Linked DNA regions of Homo sapiens: region 2 is linked to region 1. Evidence: chromatin contacts called from ENCODE Hi-C or POLR2A ChIA-PET data. All regions are on one chromosome and are shown on one strand. Each heading gives the region's core, a stretch centred on a gene start or an enhancer-like site at or near the end of the contact. The rest is flanking DNA. Distances are from core to core; before and after follow the strand shown.

Region 1 (4,454 bases), core at 1,222-3,721:
AGGTCCTGAATAATTAACAATGTTAACACCACTCCAAAACCTAAATGGTGTCTGAATTGCACTCAAGACAATCAGTGGTCTGTTCTTAGAATCCCTACTGGCCTACTCATCTTTTTTTTTTTTTTTATATCTCTATTTAAAAAAAAATACAGATAAAAAAAATCCTGGGCAATTTATAAAGACTTCATTAAAACTATCCATGTTTTAAAAACATTTCTTCTTCTAATCACAAAAGTAAAACATGCTCACTGTGGAAAATGTAGATGACACTAAAACATAAAAACAGTCAAAGTGCTTATGTTCTTTCTTACTCTACAGAGGCAATTTACTCTAATCATTTTCCTTGCTGTGTATGTGCACACATGTGCTTAAAATAATTTCTAAATCTAAATATCTACTTTCACTTTAAAAACTTCGGACCCAGAGAATGTCTTTAAAAACTAAAGATGATAAACATGTTTATTTTGGGCTATGCTTTATTATTTAATGATAGTTGCTAGCCAGTGGAAACAAACCCAGCTGAAGGGAGTGCAGTGTGCCTGTCAGGGAAAGAAAGACAGCTGGTTAAGTGGCCTTCTCCCCCTTCTTTTGATTTGAGAGTGAGAATCTTAATTTACAGGAATAAATGCAAGAAACTAAGGCTAAAGCCAATATGCTGAGTCAGCTTAGGCATGGCTTCGGAAAGAGGCAGAAACATAGTTAATAGAGTTCTCACTTTTATTCTCACCCATTGTAGTGGGTTGGATTATGTCTCCCCCAAAAGATATGTCCAAATTTGAATCCTCAGTACCCGTGAATGTGACCGCATCTCAAAATAGGGTCTTTGTAGATATAACTAAATTAACGATCTCAAGGCAAGATAATCTGATTTGGGTGGGCCCTATGTGCAATGACTGGTGTTCTTTTAACAGAAAAGGAAGGGATATTTAAGACAAAGACAGAGAGACACAGGGAAGAAGGTCCTGTGAAGATGAAAGCAGAGATTGGACACAAGTCAAAGAGCACCAAGAGCTATCAGAAGTTCGAAGAGGCAAGGAAGGATTCTCTTTCAAAGCCCTTTGAGGGAGTGTGGCTCTGCTAACACCTTGAGTTTGGACTCCTAGACTCCAGAACTATGAGAGTTTGTAGTAATCCAAATACTCCTTCTTCATTGAAGACTTATTTTTTTGAGACACGGTCTCACTATGTTGTGTTGCCCAAGCTGGCCTCAATCTCATGGGCTCAAGAGATTTTCCCGTTTTAGCCTCCCAAGTGGCTGGGACTACAGGGGCATGCCACTGCACACGGCTATTTTTATTGAAGGAATTATGTTTCTCTCTACAAAATATATATTTTGGAGTCAAGAGATAGCCAAGAACCAGGGCTAACCTGAGGCAGGGACTGACACTTGCGGGAACATCATTCAGCACCCTTCACAGCCTTTCTCAACTGGGGTTCCTCAACACCAGAACATGACCTGAGAGGCTGTTTTTTCACTTCTCCTGAAGTTACTGCGTGTCTGGTAAACATTATGATGGGAAACATGCTCTGAAAGAGGGGTATCAACAAGGAGTGTCAAAGTGCAGAAGAAGAAACCTGGCTGGCCTCTGCCTTCCTAGAGCAGGCAACGCTAGAACTCAATCTTGAAGGCTGAACTGTTCAACAAGCAAATAAAGAGGAAAAGATAATGGGGAGACTCTGGAAGGTTCAAGTAGGGAAATGACATTAAAAGGTTGCAGTTGTTACCCTCTGGTATTTCTTCAAGGGTTTTGTAAAAATCATTTGATTAGAGGAGAAAATGGACTGAAGTAAGGAAGAAAAAGTTGGTGAGCCAAGAGCTCTACTGATGGTTCAGATAGGAAATTATGAGGGCTCAAATACAGTCAGCGAAGTGGGAATAAGGATGGCAAAATACACTCTAGACCAGTACTATCCAACAGAACTTCCTGTACAGACGGAAATGTTCTAGAGTGGCACTATCTGCTATGGTAGCCTGGTGCCACACGTGGCTGTAAGCACTTGCAATGTGCCTGGTGTACTCAAGGAACTGAATTTTTAATTGTATTGTATTTTACTTTATTTAAATTCAAATCTAAATGGTTGTATGTGGCTAGTAGCTACTGTACCCATCAGTGCAGTTCTAAAAATATTCAAGGAGGTGAAAAAACAAACAAAACACCCAAACTTGTAGCTGGGGTGATTCAGTGGATCATGGAGTTACTTAGCAATGAGAAAGAAAAACATAAAGAGAAGCTGATCTTTTCGGAAAGAAATGACCAGAGCTGACAATGTCCGGAGCTGACAATGATATCAGCTTTGGACATGCTGAATTTGAGAAAACAACTGGGTATGTAAGAGAGGGCTTATCAGTCAACAATTAGAGATGTAAGTCTGAAGGAAAGCAATTAGAACTGGATAGATAGATTTAGGAATGCTGGGCATGGATAAGGTCCAGGAAGGAGGTGTGGCAGTGTGGTGGGCAGAGTGCCTGTGTGGAGCTGGCAGGAGTGGAGGGTCAGTGGAGGACAGGGAGATGGGGACACCTTTTTCTCGGGGAGAAAAGGAAAGGAGGTGAGGACGGGCAATAACAAACGTGATTTGCAGACTGTCAGGGGAAGATGCGAAACAGGGACTCCCATCTGATGGCTTCTATTTTCTCTGCTAGGCATGAGGGGGGAATGTCAGAAATGAGAAAGGAGGCTGACCTAGGACCAAAAAAGAAAAAAAAAAAGGAAGCTTACACAGCAGCACTGACAGCTCAGTTGAGCTCTCTTTGAAGACAGTAGACTGAAGAACACATTGTTTTCTTCCAACTCTAGAGACCTCAATAAATAATAGTACAAAATAAAAAAGGATTAAAACCACAACGGAGATAAGAATGTGCCTGGGGCATTGGCCGAAACAAAATTTGGACACGTTCCTCAACGGCCAAGTGAAAAGAAGAGCACTGATGAAAGACACAGAATAAAAAAAGTCTATAATGTATACAAAGAGAGGCAGCCAGTCTACCCAGAAGGACGATGGCAGACTCTAATTCAGCTTTGGCAGAGAGCAGGAAGGACAAGAATGAGAACAGAGGCTTTCAGAGGTTAACAGAGGTTGCAGCTATGTAACTGTACACAACAATTGAAACTTCCCGGCATATGACAGCTTCAGCTAAAGTCAACAGGTGCTCCTATTAAAAATGCATAGAAATCCTGCATTAAAAAAGGAACAATGAGAAATAAATTCATTGCCAAGGTCAAAAGACAGCAAAATCTCCAGATGCCAGAAATGAGAAAGAAGGCTGAAGGAGTTGCCAGGAGGTGGTGCCACCGCAAGCCCAGGGGCTGTGAGCAGGGCACAGAATGAGAGCGTGGGAGGGAGGAGATGGAGGGCGCCTGCTAGTCTAGCTGCTTGAGCTGATCCCTCTGCCTCACGCCTGGAGCCTCTCTGCTCGACCCATAGGTGAAAAGCTGAAAGTGCTGTCCACAGAAGGAATCCTGAGGCTGTGCAGCGGAGTCAACCTTCAGAAACCAAAACCCCAGACCAGTGGCACCTTTGGGTGTGAGGTCCAAATTTATACTATCTGCATACTGTGGGACTCCAAACTTGACATGAACACTGGAAACTGGTTTGGATTTTGCCAGGCCACCCACTGCCTCAGAAACTGCCTAATTTGTAAATCGCCCAGTATCAAGAGAGAACAGGAGACTTAGGCTTCCCATGACTGGGAGCCCAGGTCCACAAAGCTGCCAGACACAGAGTGAGGACAACTACAGAGAGCAAAAGATAAAACAAGAGAGCCAGCAGTCTGAATCAGGAGCTGAATTCACCCTAGGGGAAATGAAAATAAAGCAACTGGTAAACCACATCACAATAGGTACACTGAGGAACCTTAAAGAGATAAGGGGAATAATTTCCTTAAGATTAAGAAATAATGAAACAAAAATAGACACCAAATCTTAAAAGCCTTCTTGTGGGGCTAGGCACGGTGGCTTTGGTGGTAATCCCAACACTTTGGGAGGCCAAGGTGGGAAGGTTGCTTGACCCCAGGAGTTTGAGACCAGCCTGGGCAATAGCGCAAGACCCTGTCTCTACAACAACAACAACAACGAATCAGCCAGGAGTGGTGCGTGAGCCAGTAGTCCCAGCTACTCAGGAGGCTGAGGTGGGAGGATTGCTTGAGCCTGGCAGGTCAAGGCCATGGTGGGCTAGGAGGATCACACCACTGGACTCCAGCCTGGGTGATGCAATGAGACTCAGACACACACACACACACACACCACACAAACACACACACACACACTGCCTTCTCATGGGATAGAGGCATCTCAGGTTCTGTGGGTCTGTGGGTGTTGTTCTGTTTCATTCACTACTGCATTGCCAACACCTTCAACAGGGACTGACACAGTCTCAATAAAATCTATTGAATGCCACTAAAAAACCTATCACCTTAAAATCTAATGCCTACTTAGAATATTGTGGTAGGCTGA
Region 2 (4,454 bases), core at 1,244-3,743, 110 kb after region 1:
GACACCTCATCTTGCAGGAAACTGGTGCTGTGCCAGAAGCAAGGAAGGGATTTCGTTAGGCAAAAAATCTTTCAATGCATTTGGCTTTTCTTGAACACTAACTTGACCATGTAGTAGATAAAGGGTTAACATTCTGCCATAGGTGATCTGCAGGTTATTTGGAGTATGATGGATGGAGACCAAACAGTTAAATTCTTATATGGAACCCCTTACACAGGGGGAAAAAGCCTCGGATGTATCCATCTATATGCTTGGAACTGGAAATAAGAAACTACTGGCCTGGCTGGGCACAGGGGCTCAGGCCTGCAATCCCAGCACTTTGGGAGGCCGAGATGGGAGGATCACCTGAGGTCGGGAATTTGGGACCAGTCTGACCAACACGGAGAAACCCCATCTCTACTAAAAATACAAAATTAGCTAGGTGTGGTGGCACGTGCCTGTAAATCCCAGCTACTCGGGAGGCTGAAGCAGGAGAATTGCTTGAACCCAGGAGGCAGAGGTTGCAGTGAGCTGAGATTACGCCATTGCACTCCAGCCTGGGCGACAAGAGCAAAACGCCATCTCCAAAAAAAAAAAAAAAAAACAAAGAAGAAACTACTGGCCCACAGCAGTGTGGTATCCCACCCTCCATAAATCTAGGGCCCCAAGTCAGATGAAGTCCTAATCCATGGCTCCTTCTTGGTGACTTTAAAAACCCAAGAACCAACTAGCTTTTGCTTTTCTCCCCAGCTATAGGTTTTGCTTAACATATTTCTTGCATTTCAGAGTCAATGCTTTTGACATCCTCATTTTCCAAACTTTTATGAAAACTTGAAAGAAATATTAAAAATATGCTCTAGATTTTATGTCAAGCCTTGATTTTTAGGTGCTCCTATAACTTCAAAGTAATTTAATTATGCAGGAAGGTTGGTTTAGTAAAGGTTCATTAATGCCCAAGACAACATGCCTTTCTCCTTAAAGGGGAAAAGTCTTATTCTGCTAGAGGGCTAGATTAAAATCAAGCAAGTTTTTACACTTAAGCTAATTGAGACCAGGGGAGCCAGGAATGAAGTGGTTTCCTGTCCCGCCATCCAAGTAACACGCTGTCAGGCAGGCTACACTCACTCCAGCCAATAAAGGGGCAACGGCAGCAAGGAACGACCCCACAACCCCATTTTCATCGCTCCTCTTTCCCTCCCAGTTTTTACTGGCTGCCAGCACAACCCAGTCAACAGCAAGCTTTCCTTTACCACACAGGCTTTCCTCCTTCCCTGAACCTGCTCAACCCCAGCCTCCATTACAAATTTCCCCATTAACCGAAGCCACCAAAATCTGCTGTCTGCCTTCCTTGCCTTAGACACTTCTGAATGAATTGTGATTAACTGATTCAATGTTCAGTTTTGCAAAAGGGGGAAAAAAAAAAAGGAAGGATGGGGAAGAAGCTCAAAACAAATAAAGCAATCCCGGGGTTGTGCTGGAGTGCACACGGAGCTTCTATAGGAAATGACTTTTTACTAGTCCCTTAAAAAACTTGCTTAGGCCAAGCAGCCACTCTTTATCTAGATTTGCCAAAATCTGTTCTCCAGGACTGATAACCTACACTGGGGTAGCTCCGACACTGGGTTTACTTTGAAAGATTTTCTCCAGTTACCGCCAGCTGCCTATCTGTTTCGACAATACGTACATAGTTAGCCTACAGGATCATCACTGTCATTCTTTTGGACATGTTCATTTATTAGCAGTCATTCAGATACGCCGACAGTGTATTTGCAGGGGACACAAAAACACACACGCTTATACACACATGGTATGTTAGATGTTTAAGACTGGGAAAAAACTTAAGTCAAACAACACATAATTAGCCTCTGCTTGCAGAGATGAGACAGTTTATCAGACTTTATGACTTCTGTTCCCATTCCCCAGCTCCCCCATATACCTTCTACTTTCCCCTCAGCCCCAATGCAGATGAAAGTTTGCCCTTTATTTAAAAAAAAAAAAAAAAACTTTTTCTAGGGGTATAGAAGCTTCAGACTTTTGAACTTTATGGCGTCCGTGTTAGAAGAGTGACTTGACATATTCTCAACCCTGTTTTTCATCAACAATGCCTGCTCACTGCCAAGTTTAGATGTGACTTTAAATTGCACCCAATCCGGCAAAATAATATTTCACTGCTGGCTACCAGTAAAGCGCATACAATTTTCCCTTTCAGAACTTCTGAGCCACCAAGCCAGGAAATCTTTTGGTGACCACTCCCCTTCCCATTTGTAGAGAGAAGCCAATACTCAGGACCAGGGGCTGGACTTGGGGAATACAAGGGTTCCTGCATTTCAGCCAGGGCTCCCTCTTGCCCCACCGGGAAACTACCCAGGGGCCTGAACCTGCAAGAGGTAGACAGGCACTGTGAGCTGGGCCAGTTGCCCCGCTTGTGCTCCTACCTTGACATGTGCTCTGGTCCTCCTTGCCCAAGAGGTGTGGGGATGGGTGTGGTGGAGGCACAGTCCGGGGTTGGTCTCGCCTGCCGCACGCCTGTTCAGTAGCCTTTTAATGAACTCAGTGACTCAGCGCTGTCCCTCCCCCACCGGCCTCGGATCTCATTCCTCTCAATCGCACTGATGCCCATGTGACAGCACGTTGTCTCCACCGAGACTAATCCCTTATCAATAAGAGCTTTCAGCACGGCCCAGACCAGATTACTCTGTCTCACAACCACTTTGCTGACCTGCCCGGGGGGCCACCGAATACTCCCCGAGCGCATACTATTTACAGAAGAGTCAAGATAAGCCGGATCACTTGGCGTGATTATTTCGCTTCCAAAGTTTGTGGCTTTAACAAAGCAAACCCACATTCAACCACTCAACCAGGCGCCGTGCAAGCCACCAGAATGAAAAAAAACAACGCTGGATCTTACACACATGCAGTAATCAAAATATTACAAATAAAGGCTACATGTGAAATGATAGGTTAAGATGCGCTCTAGACACCAGATGTATGGAGTTTGCTATTAGATTTCTTTGCCATAGATCCAGCGCAAGGCAACATGGCATTTCATTGTCAGATTAATGTGGACATAATAATTTATAAGAAGGCTTTAAAAAAAGTCACCAAGATTGGTCCTTAACTTTGCCCATTCAGATTCTTAAGAGCAAACCAAATTTGAGGAGAGATGCCGGACGCCAAACTGAGTACAGGCTCAATATCCCCTATTTTCCGTCCTTCCTTTTCCGGCAATTTTTATCCCACTCATCTCTATCCACAGCCTTTCTGGGCAGCTGAGATGAATAAGAGGAATGAGTATAAAGCCTACAAACACGGTCAAGGAGATGACTGGGAGTAACTACATCTGTGCCTAGAGAATGGTCTTGACGGTTTGCAAGAACCGTTTCATCAGCATTATGGGCAAGAACAAGAAGGCCAAGGCATACTTAAAATCATCACAAAGCCTCTTTCTAGCACTAAATGTGAAGTAATGAAGCCATCACACAGCAGATGAAGGCCTTTGCACACAAAGCTCTCTTCCTCAGAAAAGCTCTATTGATTGATCTTGAAATACAGATTTTTAGTTCTAAAACTGTGTGGATAGCTAGTTAAAATTCACTCTCTTTCCCTCCGAAATGCATTAAAATTCTAAAACATGCACCAAATTCTAAAAATTAAGAATTCTAAAATTCTAAAATATACACCAAATAAAATTTATTTTTAGTATTAAAATACCTGATGCTCATTTCATCAAGTCTCTGTTCTCTCGTCTCTGTTCAACGCAGTTAGGCAGATCTGAGGGTGCTGCGGAGAGTATCTGAGGAGAAATGCCAGGCAGAGAGCGAGCAGGCCCTGAGCTGCAGAGACAATGCTCCAGGCAGAAAACCATGGCTGGCAGGAAACCAGGAGAAATTGTGCAAGCGAAGAGCCATTCCAAAGCTGTTCTCTGTCCCACGGTTATGATCACAGGGGAGGGTAATTGCATCTACTTCTGATCATATTACCTTTTGCCATTTGTCAGATAGCAGACCTCAAATTCAAGGTGGATTAGTCTGGAAAACTAAACAATCAGTTTTGAAGTCTTACTTTTATATCCATCCACTGATCAATGCAAATATGAATAGTACAGAAAACAGTCAAACACCTAATGAAAAGTGGAACCCTGCAGTAACTCCCCCGTATTCAACAGATGACAGGGCTAATGCAGGGAGTTTGGGGCTATGGACTGGTTTTATAGCCAAAGCCACAGATAATTCCATCACCAAAGACTGCTTCCTACTTTTGGTGAAGGAAGCAGGTAATTTACATGCCAGTCTCAGTTTTTTCCTCCTTTCTCTCTCCCTCACCCCCTGCCTTACTGGTATTTTTCTCTATGAGTTCCCTTGATGTATTTTGTGTTGGAGGACCCAGCCTGCAGCTTTCACAGGAAGGGCTGATGCAGTGAGAAGAGCAGGATCTAAGAATCAGAGGAGGTGGGTTTGAGATCTAGAATAAACAGT

The links. A loop is a pair of places that touch in the nucleus more often than their neighbours do. ChIA-PET counts read pairs that join two places held with the same protein, here RNA polymerase II (POLR2A). Pooled maps may share reads with other maps.
Region 2: a loop to region 1 is called in a map of heart right ventricle, with 4 times the contacts of the local background. The contact joins two enhancer-like sites. A Hi-C loop is called at or near these places in 11 of 168 maps with a recorded cell type or tissue (Right ventricle myocardium inferior, Right ventricle myocardium superior, heart left ventricle and 3 more) and 10 of 50 pooled maps. POLR2A ChIA-PET finds 5 or more read pairs at or near these places in 3 of 52 experiments (AG04450, BJ and Panc1).

Annotation. Positions count from the first base shown.
Region 1 is chr5:113,087,660-113,092,113 of GRCh38, forward strand. The region is part of intron 8 of MCC (MCC regulator of Wnt signaling pathway); the gene reads right to left. Among named protein-coding and RNA genes, the nearest start is that of DCP2, 110 kb to the left of the region's middle. Within about 2 kb of position 2,472, at least 6 of the 41 ENCODE cell types and tissues checked have a DNase peak (open chromatin) inside an H3K27ac peak, as active enhancers do; they include heart left ventricle and heart right ventricle, where a contact is called at or near this core.
Region 2 is chr5:113,200,823-113,205,276 of GRCh38, forward strand. The region is part of intron 3 of MCC (MCC regulator of Wnt signaling pathway); the gene reads right to left. Among named protein-coding and RNA genes, the nearest start is that of DCP2, 230 kb to the left of the region's middle. RefSeq lists an enhancer at 2,389-2,930. Within about 2 kb of position 2,494, at least 9 of the 41 ENCODE cell types and tissues checked have a DNase peak (open chromatin) inside an H3K27ac peak, as active enhancers do; they include heart left ventricle and heart right ventricle, where a contact is called at or near this core.